Regions from separate parts of the Mus musculus genome. Here region 1 is linked to region 2. Evidence: chromatin loops called from intact Hi-C (ENCODE). Cell type or tissue: heart. All regions are shown on one strand. Links, peaks and the distances in the headings refer to the core of each region. The heading gives the core; the rest is flanking DNA.

Region 1 (5,000 bases), core at 1-5,000, 100 kb before region 2:
AGGCTTCACCGCTTGGAGTAACCACATGAAAGAGTCTTCTTCAGAGCGGGCAGCTTCAGAGCTTCCTGGCAGCACTCAGAGAACTTTATCCTAGTCTCACGGGACAGCAGAATCCTATCTGTTTCCTATCGATGCAGACCTTTCTCTCCGTGCTCCCAGCGCCATAACACAACACTTGTGATACTCAGCTTATGAGGAGGAAAGTTTTATTTTGGCTACAGGGTCTTTGACTGGTCAGCTCTGTTTTGGGTCTGTGATGGAGCACCATAGCAGGAATGTGACGGAGCAAGCAGATCTGCTCACTGCATAGCCAAGAAGCAAGCAAAAGAGAGATGTGTGTGTGTGTGTGTGTGTGTGTGTGTGTGTGTGAGAGAGAGAGAGAGAGAGAGAGAGAGAGAGAGAGAGGGAGAGAGAGAGAGAGAGGGAGTCTTACAATCCCCATTAAGAGCACACCTCTAATCCCTAAAGACCTACCTCCAGGCTCCACCTCACCCAGTAGTGCCTGGGGATCAGGCCTTTAACACATAGTCCTCTGGGGGACATTCAAACTATAGCAGCATCCTGTCTCCCCTTGCTCTGGTAAGTCAGTCAGAGCCCAGGGCTGCTGCGGATGATTGCTCATTTGAGAACACTTATGGATGGATTCTAGGCTGCAGGTCAACAGAGGGTCACCCCGATTCTGTTTAGCCAGGGAGGGTGTCTGTGCTAGGGTCACGTGCACTGGCAGAGACACAGGCTTGACAGGCAAGTCACTTAAGCAGCCTGTGGCTTCTTTCTCTTCCCACCTGGGGAGACCGGACGCTGGTGTCAAGGATGACCAAGGAGTCTAGATTGAGAAGTAGGAAGCCAAATCTGGCTGTGAGCTGTTTCACCGACTTTCAGGGAAGAAGGGCCAGTTGCTTCCTGAGTAGGGAATTCTCCAAGATGTTTATTCACAATATGAAGATCATCCTCATAACTGCAGGGGCATTGTCCTCTGATGCTGGCTTGCCATCTGAGAGTACCATCCTTCCTAGTCCGGTTTACATCCTCCCAGCAAGTGTGGTGCTTTACAGATAAGGGAAATAGGGCCTGGTGTTGTTAGCTGCAGTTCTTCATATCATAAGGTTGATCCTTATGTAACCAGAAGGAATTTACATAATGCACATCATTGCAGACCAATGTGTATTAGTTGAAAGGCTTTGTTGAGCTGACAGGCAACACTGAGAGCTGGGAGACAAACCTTGCGGCTTCCATGGTCTTCAATCTGAACTCCAGTCTGGATCTTCAGTGGACCTTCCATGGCTATGTGCATTCCATGGCTGTGAGCCTTCCATGACCGTGGGCCATGTTTGTGTCTTTTAGAGATCTGGTCCCCTGGCTGGGGAGATGGCTCCATGAAGGAGAGTGCTTGTGTGGCAAGCATGAGGGACCGAGTTCAGATCTCCAATAAGCACAGAAAAAGCTGGGTGTGGCTGTGCACAACTGTAACTCTAGCACTGGGTAGAGTGGAGGCAGGAGAATTGCTGGGACTTACAGCCTGCTAGCCTAGCTAGAAGAAAAAAAAATGGAGATGCACTCAAGCTTCAGTGAAAGACTTTGCCTCAAAGTGTAAGGGAAGAGTGATAGAGGGTAGCAGTGACCCCATCTGGCCTCTGCGTGCACACACACACAGAGATATGTGAAGTCGAGAGTGAGTGAGCACATGCATGTGAGCGCGCGCGCGCGCACACACACACACACACACACAGACACACACACACACACACACACACACACACACACACACACACCTCCTTCCAGAAATCCTGCCTTCATGGGACTCATATGGGTTGCCTACCTCTCACTATCTGCCCCGTTCCCTAGCTTTAGGGGTCCCCCTCATGCCAAACATATTACTTCCACACTTCTGGTATGGGATATAGACATCTACTCTCTACTTCCTCTTCCTGTGAGGCTATGAAAAGTCTCTCCTCCTATCTACCCTGCCCTCTGTACCAGCACACTGAAGAGAAACCCCAAACTGTCATGTGGCATTATTCTCCCAAGACCTGTGTCCTGGCAGCCAACGGTTGGTCACACAGACAAGTGAGAAGCCGAAGTGACAGGGAGAAAATATTTAGACCATGAATAAAAATAAAGTTAAATCTCGCTTAAAAGGAGACAACGGTTCCTTCTCTCCCAGAATCTAGCACCATGGGCATGTATATTATTATCTAAGAGCGAATTTAATCAAGGAAAAACAAAACTGATTTAAAAAGAGTCTTAAATTCTAGACTATAATTCTACTCTCTTTTGGTATTGATTTTTATACAATATGTTTTAGTTGCTCGAGATGGCTAAAACCAAGTCCTTAATGCGTTCTTTAGTTACCAATAAGAATTTACATATTTTGATGGACAAAAAATAAATTTAATTTTAAAAATTCCTGGGAAAGCAAGGATGTGGGTGAATGCATGGTGGATGCCAGAGAAAGGAGACATGTCTCTGCTGGACAGGAGCCTGTCTTCTGGGACAGAGCTATGCTAGACAGTTCTTACACTAGCTTTGGGGGCAGCACAGGGGTGCTGGCCTGTAGGGGGCAGTAGAAATGGAAAACAAGAGTAGATCAAAGTGCCCTGTAGAAGTGACCATGTCAGATTTGTCTTGTTTCCAGGCTGGCTGATGAGAGAGAGGAAGCAGAGGTGCTCTTAGGACAAACTAGAGGCTCGGGAGAGGTCTGCAGGGACTGGGAGGAGGGGTGGGAGTGGAGTGAGGACTCAGGAATATCCAGATGGGAATATTTGCCAGCAAACAGAAACTGACTACTAGAATCTGGGCAGTAAGTCAGAAGTGTAATGAGCTTGGCAGGTACCCCAGTCCTACCTGGCATCAGGCCTGCCCTATACACTCTTAAATAAGTGGCCCATTTGGTGGCTTGTGAAAGGGCTACACAAAATAGTGAGTTCTTTGTTTTATTGTTGTTGGTTTTCTTTTTCTATCTTTGTGTGTGTGTGTAGTGTGGGTGTGTTTAATGTGTGCATGATAGAGGTGTAAGTGTATATATGTATGTGTATATACACGTGTATGAGCAAATGTGTGTGCACACATGCCCATGTGTATGTATGGGTATGTAGAGAGCAGAGGTTGATGGCAGAGATCTTCCCTTGGTCACTCTTCTTAGTCAGCCACGAAGCAGGGTCTTTCAATCAAATCTAGAGCTTGCCCTTTATAGCTGGTCTTGTAGGCTAGCTTGCTCTGAAGATCCTGTCTCCTCCCAATTACAGGTGGGACAACCATGCTTACCTGATATTTATGTGGGTTTCTGGGGATCCAAGCTCTAGTCCTTGTGTGTGTGTGTGTGTGTGTGTGTGTGTGTGTGTGTGCAGCAAGTGCTATAATCACCGAGCAGTCTCCTCACCCCCTCTGATTTTGCTAGTCTCATGGCATGCCAACTTTTCCATGCATATTTAGATTTATTCTTCCTTAACAGTGGTTCTGGCTTCATGACAAACCCTTCGGCTATTCTCAAGTTGGCAGGCATTGCTTGTTAGGTTTTGTTTTTTTTGGGACCAGTTCTCACCATGTAGCCTGTCCCCTTAGCCCAGGATCACAGGCATGTATGTGTAGGCTAGCCTGACTTTAACTGTCACCTTTTCAGAACCCCACAATGTCTATAGTGAGATCATTCTTACTATTTATAACTACAGAAAGCAGGATATGGGGTCTCAGACTGTGGTCTACATGAAGTGGTGTCTATTTATAACTCATTCAGTGAATCACGGGTATCGGTACCATTCAACAGCTCGGCCAGAGGAAACAGTGTCTGCCGGTGATAAGGGATGGAACTAGCCATGGGCATGCTCAGAGTTTCAATCTACCTTTCTATACTTCCTCTGGTAGGTTCAAGCGTGGGGCATATTTCTATAGCACTTATTCGGTCTGAGCTGGGAGCAACCCAGCTGACTACCCACCAGAATAAGCCTGATGCATGCTTGGTGGCCTTCCACCTGGTACTCAGCATCAGGAGCATGTCACACTAGCCTCGGTGGCTTATTAAACCAAGGTCCGGAAGGATGCTCAGGAGGATAGAGAGGGGAGAAGAACACAGCCTTGCTTTTCTCATTGATTTCTCATTCCGAGGCTCTGACTACATCAGACAAGATGGGCCAAAGTGTGTCATAGCAAGAAGGAACATGTGACTCTCAGTCGCTCAGAACAACAAACGTTTATGACTTGCTCTCACTCTGCCCATCGAAGGCTGCCGGGGTGGGGGGGTAGGGGTGGGAGAGAGCCCTCTGTCCTCACTGGTGGTGTCAGGATGATGAAGTATACCCGTTGTTATAACTGTTCTTTGTGATGTCAGAGGAAACAAAATAGGACTTTGGGGGCATTTCTTATTGGCTGTTAAGTGTTCCAGGCTTCTCATATAGTTTCCACTCATGGCCCCTGGGGCCCCTCCCAGCTGCTGGGATCGGGGATGTCTTATGTTGCAAAGGCCAAGTAGTGGAAAGGCACAGATGGTCTAGGGTGAGGCATGGTACGGGCCAGCGCGGGTAGCCTGGCTAAGCTCCATTTGGTCTGAGAGGAATAAGGTCCCTACATTGTCCACATCACTGTGAGTAACATGGGATGCCTGGAGCAAGAGGAGGGGCACAGGGGCATTGCAGCCACTTGAAGTCTCCTGGGGTTAGGAACAAGTCTGCTCAGGATTTTAGATACTGAGAGGCAGTGGGAAGACCCACACAGAACAGCAGGAGGGTTTCCCCCTCATCCCTAAAAGTCGAGCTGGCCTCTGTTAAGTGTTTTCCTTCACACAGGGGATGGTAATAGATCCTCCCTGTCAGTCACAGCTTCCATTATCCACCAAGTCCCAGAGAACAAGGAGCAGTGTGATGGATAGAGGGCATGAATTCTGAACTGTCATCATTCAGAGGTTTGGCGTTGGCACTGGAGACGGGGATGGAGCTGTACTAGATGATTCAGGCCTGTCGTCGCTGTCTCTGAGCATGTTAAGTACTTGGCATAAGTGCTTGGATGTG
Region 2 (8,534 bases), core at 1,435-6,434:
TGTCTCTGTCTCTGTCTCTGTGTCTCTGTTTCTGTTTCTCCCCCTTTCTCTCATGTACTCTTAGCATATGCTGCCATCTCTCAGGAGACAATTCAACCTGAGCCCCTCCCCAGAGGCTCTGGAGACCACTCCTGCTGTGATGTCTCCTGCCTGTTTCAGTCCAGCATCACACACTTTCCACCTGTCAATAACAAGATAGAGATGAGTGAGAAACTCATCAGCCTTGAAAGTTCCTTAGTCTGTCTATAACATTCTACTAACTGGGGCAACTGTAATGTGACCTCAGTCTCCAGCTGCAACAGGAGGAAACTCAGGCTCCATCTCTTGGTTAGGGCGTGGTGGTGGCTGGGAACAAGTTTGTATACATGTGCATGTGTTTGTATATGTCTATGTGTGTGTGCGTGTGCGCGCGCGTGCGCGCGCATGTGTGTGTGTGTGTGTGTGTGTGTGTGTGTGTGTGTGTATTTTTCTGGGATCAGGGAACACTATGTCCAGCCACAAGGATACTTGCAATGTTGTGAACTCTCTCAGTGGAGATTTATTCTTTTCCTGTCTCACTGTCAGGATAATACACAAGACAAGCCCTAGTCCCAAACCTCACTTTTCTTGCTCTTTGACCTGTAGGTTCAAAATTAAAACAAAAGCTCTCAATGTGTGCAGAAAAGAGAGAAAACTCTTATGATTTCACAAAAATTATTATTTGCTGGGGATAACGTTAGTTTCTTATTATCTGTGTCACAGGTGAACAGGATCTTAGACTGGCAGGATACGCTTTCAAGGGTTTTCAAAATGAATCATGGCAGTGAGTGGTAGCAGGGGCGCACAGGCCAGTCCAACAAGCAACACCTTGTCAATATGTGTGAGGAGGGGGGAGTGGCAGTCCTGAAGCATTTACCTGGCTTGTCTGTCTGTCTGTCTGTCTTCCTTTATTCCTCCCTCCCTCTATTCCCTTTCACTCCTTTTCTTCAGGGAAGACAGCAATGACAAATCTACTTGACATTGTATTTCATGACATGAGTCGTCATATTTAAAGCTCAGAGATCTATAATAAACTAATTTTTATCATTGGTTTTGGCGAAGATACACAATTGAAGAAAAAGAATGTAACCCAGCAGTAATTGGCTGAGGTGGGCTAGCCCAGGGAGGCTGTCTGTCCAGGCCATTCGTCACCTCTCTGGACAGTGCTCCTTCCTTTGGAGGGACGTAAGGCTATTCTAGAACGGGAGGTTCTATAGTCAAGCATGGTGTGTCAGAGAATTGCATTACAGATGACTCGGAAAGCTAGAAAAATGAGGGTAATATCCTCATGGTTCAACTGTCAGAGTTATTGTGTGTGACTATATAATATTATATATAATATATTTTATATATATATATATATATATATATATATATATATAATGTGTGTGTGAGTGTGCATGTGTGCACTCGAATGAGTCACTTTTCTTCTTTAATCCTTTAGGTCCCAGAGACTGGTCATGGCTAGGTGATCATCAGGCCAGGCAACAGCTTTTACTCACTAGGACCTCACACTCAATATTCTTAGTTTTATGATTGGCTGTGGGGGAACAAAAAGTTTTCTTTCTATGCCCTAAGCCGGGGTCTGCAGGCCTTAAGGCCATCAACTTCCCAGAGTTTGTGCGTGGTAACTGTGGGAGGACCTCTGCGGTAACAGAGGGAGGACCTCTGCACTCTGCCTGCACGCAACTGACGGGGGCTATGCTACCGAAGGTCACACTTGTGGAATTTCCGATGTATATTTGAGGCCACTTTGAGCCTCTGTGTGAAACTAAGAGGTGAGGGCTTCTGCTTTTGTCTGTGTGTATGTTCCTTCACTTGGGTAAGGTTTATTGCATGGGCAGCTTGTGTAGGTGCCTCAGGGAGCCAACGTGAGTTCAGCACAGAGCAGGTGGGAAACAGTGGTGTCCCTGGCTGTAAGCAACAACATCACAGAGACACTGCTCATTGTCTGTTACCCCTTCCACCTTGGACTGATCTCCAGGGGACCCTTATCATACACTCCAGTAGCTGATGTTTTCGATAATGACAACCAAGAAGTGCATGAAGCAGGCTGACAGTTCTCCTGTGACCTAATGTCAGTGTCTACAAGAAGTCTCCTGCCCAAGCACAAGGCTTGGAGTCACTCTAGCTATCTGCCAGGTTCAGCTCTTGGGAGTGGACACTAGAGACGCATCTTACTATGACACTGAGATCAGACCATTGCTGCCCTTCGAGGAAGGGATGCTATGGGTAGTAGTGGTTACTAAAGTGACTCATAGTACCAGGCAGGCAGCCTGTCCTTGCCCTGGGGGTTGTTGCAAAGTGTCACTGGTCAGAGCATTTGCTCGCAGACTGGCTGAGGGGACTAGAAAGGCTGATACACAGAGAGTTCCAAGTGCTGATACACAGGTTGGCCACAGCTGCCTAAGCAAGGGGGCAGAGTCAGTGACCCAGATGTCAGCCTACAGCTTAATTTCATTTAAATGTTCCAGAGTAAGTCATTGACTAAAGTCTTAAAGTCCAGAATTTTCCAAAGGACTTGATGATAAGTTCAAGCTTAAAGAGTTTTCTGGCAAAGTGGACACCTAGTGACCTCCAGCCCCAGCAGCGCCCCCTGCTGCTGCGGGAAGAAAAGTTGGCTAAGACTGTTTAGAGGTTCCTTCTCAGGCCACTGCAGGGTGTTTAATTATTGTTGGTTTTTAATACAAGAAGAGTGATCTCTGGCCATCACTTGGGATCCAAAGAATGAAGGGGAGCTAGGAGGTATTGTGGTGCTGGAGTTAACTCCTGGGTGCCTGCCTCGTGGGCTTTCTCTGCTTGGGTGCAGAGTCTCTGTCTCCTGCTGCACAGGAGCTCAGAGGACAGCACAACTGTTACTCCTCCCTGCCTTTGGGGGATAAACATTTGAGGAAAGACCCATGAGCTGGGGCGAAAGCCATTGTCTCCATGATCCTGTGCGTAGAGGACAGACCTGAAGGTGAGTGGTACCTGGCTGAGTGTCAGAGTCCCTCTTCTTCTGGGCTGTCTTGATGGGAAAGTTCAGCCAGGCACCAAGGGTCAGGGGGCAGAGGAGATCCACAGATTCAGCTAGAGTGCCTGCAAGAGGGAAGCTGAGTGCCCTCAGGATCCCAGGACCTCCCGGGTCAACTTTCAGGAGTGGTCCTGGTTGTATAGCATGATAGGGTGGACAGGGAACAGGGAACAGCCACCTTCCTGCTTCCCTCAAATTCCCAGTCTCAGAGTCTCTATTTGCACGTCTGAGGGTAGAATATGAGAAAACTGGGCTTTCCTGAGGCTTGCAGGAGCCTTGGGACCAAAGCACATAGTAGGCACTTAAAACTGCTGAAGTTGATCATACAGCCACACCTACGTCCTTCCTAGGAATGTGGGCAAGTCAGCCAAACTCAGAAATGTGTGTCCCGACACAGAGACACCTGTAGACTTCTTTTTGCTTTTAGTTCTTTTACGTTTTACTTTCCTGTTTTATTATTATTTTTTAACTCACAAGTAATTATAGCTATTGATTGGGTGCGGCTCAATGTTTTGGTGTTATCTCTGCACTATGAAATGACCAGATCAAGCCAACTAATATATCTACCCCGCAGTCATTGTTTCTGATGAGAATACCTGACGCCTATTCTCCCAGCAGTTTACAAGAGACTGTGTGTCTTTATTAATCCTGGTCTCGGAGTTGTCTTAGAGATTATTATGACATAGGTTTCAGGGACTACAATAAATTGATTTCAAGATGACCTATTTGGTCTCTCCCTGGGAAAACTTGCGGTGACAGGATGGCGCTCTGCGGGAGATCGCGTAACGATCAAATACAGGCAACTCCCTACTAACAAGCACCTCATACACTCGCTCAGCTCGGCATCGCATCGGCATCGACATACAGTCCAGCCGCTGGGCTTGTTATCCTGGTGTATAAACCAATCTCTTCACCAGCGTGTTGGTTTCTCATAGGAACGCAGCAATGTTTCATCTTCCCATTGCAATGTCGCCACCTAGTGTTCATAAGTAAGAACTGACAGACCATGAACCCCTGTCTTCCGCCGCCATTGGGGCAGTGTGGATGACTTCTGAGGTAATGGATGGGGTTCAAAATTTGAGGTGTAGCTTGGGTCTTGACGAGAAATAGCAAACACTGAAGAAGAGAAATTGGGTGAGAGGGGTGTCCCCTCCTTCCACAGACTGCTGCAAGGAGATACGGTTGGCGCTTGGGTCAAGAAAGCAGTTGTTTCGTGGAGGGGCAGGTCCCTATTCAGAAGTTTGTGGCTGACTCAATTCCTAAGGGCTCTAGGATGGGAACAAAAGAGTTTAGAGTTTAGTATTATCAGGACGTTTTCTAGGACACCAGGTAGGTGTGGGGTTACTTTCCTAAATGCACCGTGAATCCCCCTTGTCTGTGGGCCTGGAGAGACGGAACTCTTCACTCTGTGGACCTCCTGGGTGGTCTTTCTCTTTCATCTTTCTCTCTGTGTTATGGGTCCCTCTACAGTCAGGCAACCTCACGAGCCACCCTGTATTCTTACACGTGATTAAAATCATTTTTCTGGTGTATAAAAATATCAGGGTGCGCAGTGTTAGCAGGGAGGCCACACTCCTGCAGAGGGCCTGTGGGAACATTAGACGATCCGCCTCGATAGAGGTCCCATTCTATGAGAAAGGCTGGAAGAACCATGATTCCAGCTCAGGATTTTATCCAAGGGATAGGGTGGGGTGACCCTGAGAGAGGACGTCAAAGGGAGCCCAGCTTGTTCAGTGAACTCGTGCTACAATTTTGATCTGAAATACCCCGAAGCCCAAACTTGATCCCCGGTGTCACACAACTGGGAGGTGGTGGGCTCCTTAAGAGAGGGGTGCTAGTGGGAGGAAGCTGGGTGTTATGCCATGGCTATAGTGGGACTTTCTCCGACACAATCAGCAGTATAAATAATCGCATGGAGTCTTCTATATAGTTTGAAGCCGAGGCCTTTTGCTTGGGCAGTCTCCTGGCTATTCTATACCTAACCTGACTAACTAGCCTACAACTGGCCACATGGCTAGCTCTATAGCTTTCTCTGCTCATCTTCAGTCCTTGTCTGTTCCCTCTGGGTCGGCTCTCCCTTTGCCGCAATCTCCGTGCCCAGAAGTCCCACCCTCCATTTCCGGCTCCAGCTATTGGCTGTGAGATCTTTATTTACAACCAATCAGCAGTGAGACAATCTGCCTCTAGGATTACCTTCAAGTGTCTAAGCAGGTGCGGACGGACAACTATTTACAAACATAAGGCTGGCGAAGGCTGTAGACATAACAATGCCACTCTCCTGCCAGCATTTAGCTTTCTGTCCTACGGAATCAACAATTGAAAATACAGAGACATACCTTTACACAAAGTTAAAAAAAAGAAAGTTATCTCAACACCGTGTGATGATTTGTCTATGCTCGGCCCAGGGAGCTGCACCATTAAAAGGTGTGGCCCTGTTGGAGTGGGTGTATCACTGTAGGCGTGGGCTTTAAGACCCTCGTCCTAACTTCCTGGAAGCCTTCTTCTCCTAGAGGCCTTCCGATGAAGATGTAGAACTCTCAGCTCTGCCTGTGCCATACCTGCCTGGATACTGCCATGCTCCCACCTTGATGATAATGGACTGAACCTCTGAAACTGTAAACCAGCCCCAATTAAGTGTTGTCCTTATAAGAGTTGCCTTGGTCATGGTGTCTGTTCACAGCAGTGCAACCCTGACTAAGACCCATGGTCATGGACCTTGAGTTCAAAAGCAAGCCTCGTCTCTTCCGTGGCTTCCAGGCGCTGTGACACGGGTGAGCATCTTCCTCTACCAGGTGCTCCCAGCAGGACGTGCAGCCTCGCCACAGCCCAAAGGCAGCACATTCGCTAACCAAAACTGTAAGCCCAAAAGAACTTCTCTCTTTTACTCTTACAGTTGATTGTTTCGGATATTTTATGACAATAATAGAAAGCTGACGGGCAGAGCTAGTGACAGACATATAAGCCCATTGCTGTGAGTTTTGCCCCGAGGTTAGCAGTTGACTTTCATTTCCGCAGGGACATGTTAGCATGACTCTATTATAAAATAAGTCTTCCTGTATCAAGGCTATGCACACACAATCCTGCCTGGAAACTCTAAGATTAAGTAGACATTTATTCGCTGACATTTACTGTGGACTTGCACTGTGATAAGACTATTATTGTAAAAGAAAGGTTTGGGGTAATAGAGAACTCAGCTCAAACCAGCTTGTCATTCCCACTCTGTGTCCTTGTGAGCTTGACGCTTAGCTTCCCTGACCTTGACCCCCTTACCCATGCAGAGGCTGTTACCAGTGGGCTACCCTTGAAGAGTTGGAAGAGTTTGGGGAAAGCTGGATGTAAGATGAGTACCAACAGTACTGCAATGAGTTATTCGCACCCTTTAACAGATGCTCCTACAAGGGCAGAGGTCAGCTCAGAGGACAGTGGTGCCATCCCTGGATTAGAAGGACTTGTGTTCTGGGGTAATGGTGGATAAGATGTAGACACATAATGTTGTATGGACTTTTGATAAGGATGATATATTTTGATAGATGAGAGAGATAATTGGGGTTATTCTTTTTATTTTATTGTTTTTAGACAGTGTCTTAGGGTTTTACTACTGTGAACAGACACCATGACCAAGGCAACTCTTATAAGGACAACATTTAATTGGGACTGGCTTACAGGTTCAGAGGTTCAGTCCATTATCATCAAGGTGGGAGCATGGCACCATCCAGGCAGGCAGAGCTGAGAGTTCTACATCTTCATCTGAAGGCTGCTAGCAGAATCCTGGCTTGCAGACAGTAGGATGAGGGTCTTAAGCCCACACACTCAGTGACATACCTACTCCAAACAGGGCCATACCTTCTCACTCCCTGGGCAGAGCATATACAAACCATAACAGATAGGGGTTCTCATTGAGACCAGGATGGCCTCAAAAGACACAGAGCCCACAGAGACCTGCCTCTGCCTCTCAAATGCTGAGCTTAAAGGCACGCTCCATCTGGATGTCAGTATTCTTAAATGGACTTCCAGATGAAAAATTAGTAACCCAAAGAATCCTCATGTAGATGTGATACAAGAGGCAGATCGGACAGTTAGGTTTAATTTTCAACTTGACATGGTCTAAAATCACCTGAGAAGAGTCTCAATGGGAATTGTCTATATTGGTTTGGCCATAAGCAAGTCTGTGGGGATTGTCTTAGATTATTTGATGTGGGAAGACCTGCCCACTGTGGGTGGCACTATTCCCTAAGCAGGAGGTCCTGACCTTGGCTAAGAGTTGGAGAGATTGAGCTAAACACAAAAACTCACAGGAGCTGGTAACCGTGTGTATAATCATTTCTCTATGCTCTTGACTTTAGATGTGAGGTAACAAACCCTTTGAAGTCCCCTTCTGACTCCCCCACAATAGTGGACTATAACCTAGAATTGCAAGCTGAAATAAAAACTCCTTTCTTGGGCTGGAGAGATGGCTCAGAGGTTAAGAGCACTGCCTGCTCTTCCAGAGGTCCTGAGTTCAATTCCCAGCAACCACATGGTGGCTCAGAACCGTCTATAATGGGCATCTGATTCCATCTTCTTGTGTGTCTGAAGACAGCAACAGTATTCCCACATACATGAAATAAATAAATCGTTAGAAAACAAAAACAAAAAACGCCTCCTTTCTCCCTAAGTTGCTTTTATCCAGGGTGTTTTACCACACCGACAGAAATGAAAGTGACCCCAGGAGCCCTCTGCGGGTGTCTGGACAGGGCGCCAGTTGGGTTTGGAAGATCCCTTTGCTCAGTAGTATATATTATATCTATGGCATCCTCCCTGGAGTGTAAAGCCGTGCTGTACAAGAAGGATCAGGAAGAACTTATATGTGTGATAATGGGCTGCTGGGTGCTGGCTGTTTCCTGAGGGTGATGTTGAGCGCTTGGTAGGTTAAGCAGCGTCTTGCCTCCTCGACTTTACACTCGTGAGAGCGTGAAGGAGGACTGCTGAATTGAAGGATTTCTGCAGTAGGCAGTACAGTACGAAATGGCGTCCTCTGACGCTGTATGAAGAGTGGCCCTAGTTGAGGAGGGTTTCTTCCCCTGTGCTAGTCCAGTTGCTGTTTGGAGAGGAGCATTGATGTTTAAAGATGGCCTGATACTTCCCAACATCCCTCAAAGACTCAGACCAAGTGCCTCTGACCACGCCTGCTTTCCTAAGCATCTCCTCACCTTGTCTGGGGCTGGAGGTGTTAGGAAATAGACAGGAGGAGAACCCGAGAAAAGAAGATGCTAGAAAATAGGCAGGTGGAGAATGGCGTGGTAGGAGAACAAGGAAGATGTCCATCATTCTGGGGAGCTGAGGACTGGCAGGTGGCAGAACAGTGGCCATCAGTGACCTTCAACGAAGCTGAAGAGCCTCGTAAACATGCGTCCTTTCCTTCCTTTTCTCCCAGGTTTACAAAAATCCTTCATGTTCGTATGTATATCATTGAGACTTACGTTAAAAATAGATTTCGGCAGCTGTTGAGTGGTATAATTATCCC

The links. Hi-C counts contacts between places; a loop is a spot of excess contacts. Peaks named below come from ENCODE experiments on the same cell type or tissue, not always from the same donor. Only the 100,000 strongest peaks of a DNase experiment are listed, where the experiment ranks them.
Region 1: it touches region 2 in a loop (11-fold over the local background); 4 of 42 quality-filtered maps call a loop at or near these places.

What each region holds. Positions count from the first base shown.
Region 1 is chr1:181,443,270-181,448,269 of GRCm38, forward strand. The region is part of intron 3 of Cnih3 (cornichon family AMPA receptor auxiliary protein 3); the gene reads left to right. Among named protein-coding and RNA genes, the nearest start is that of Ccdc121, 66 kb to the right of the region's middle. In heart, for the core only: a CTCF peak has its summit at 2,558 (motif pointing right); no DNase peak of the experiment used is centred there; H3K27ac peaks cover 2,780 bases.
Region 2 is chr1:181,541,599-181,550,132 of GRCm38, forward strand. No RefSeq gene overlaps it. Among named protein-coding and RNA genes, the nearest start is that of Gm32767, 5.9 kb to the left of the region's middle. In heart, for the core only: CTCF peaks have their summits at 2,612 (motif pointing left) and 4,017 (motif pointing left); no DNase peak of the experiment used is centred there; H3K27me3 peaks cover 786 bases.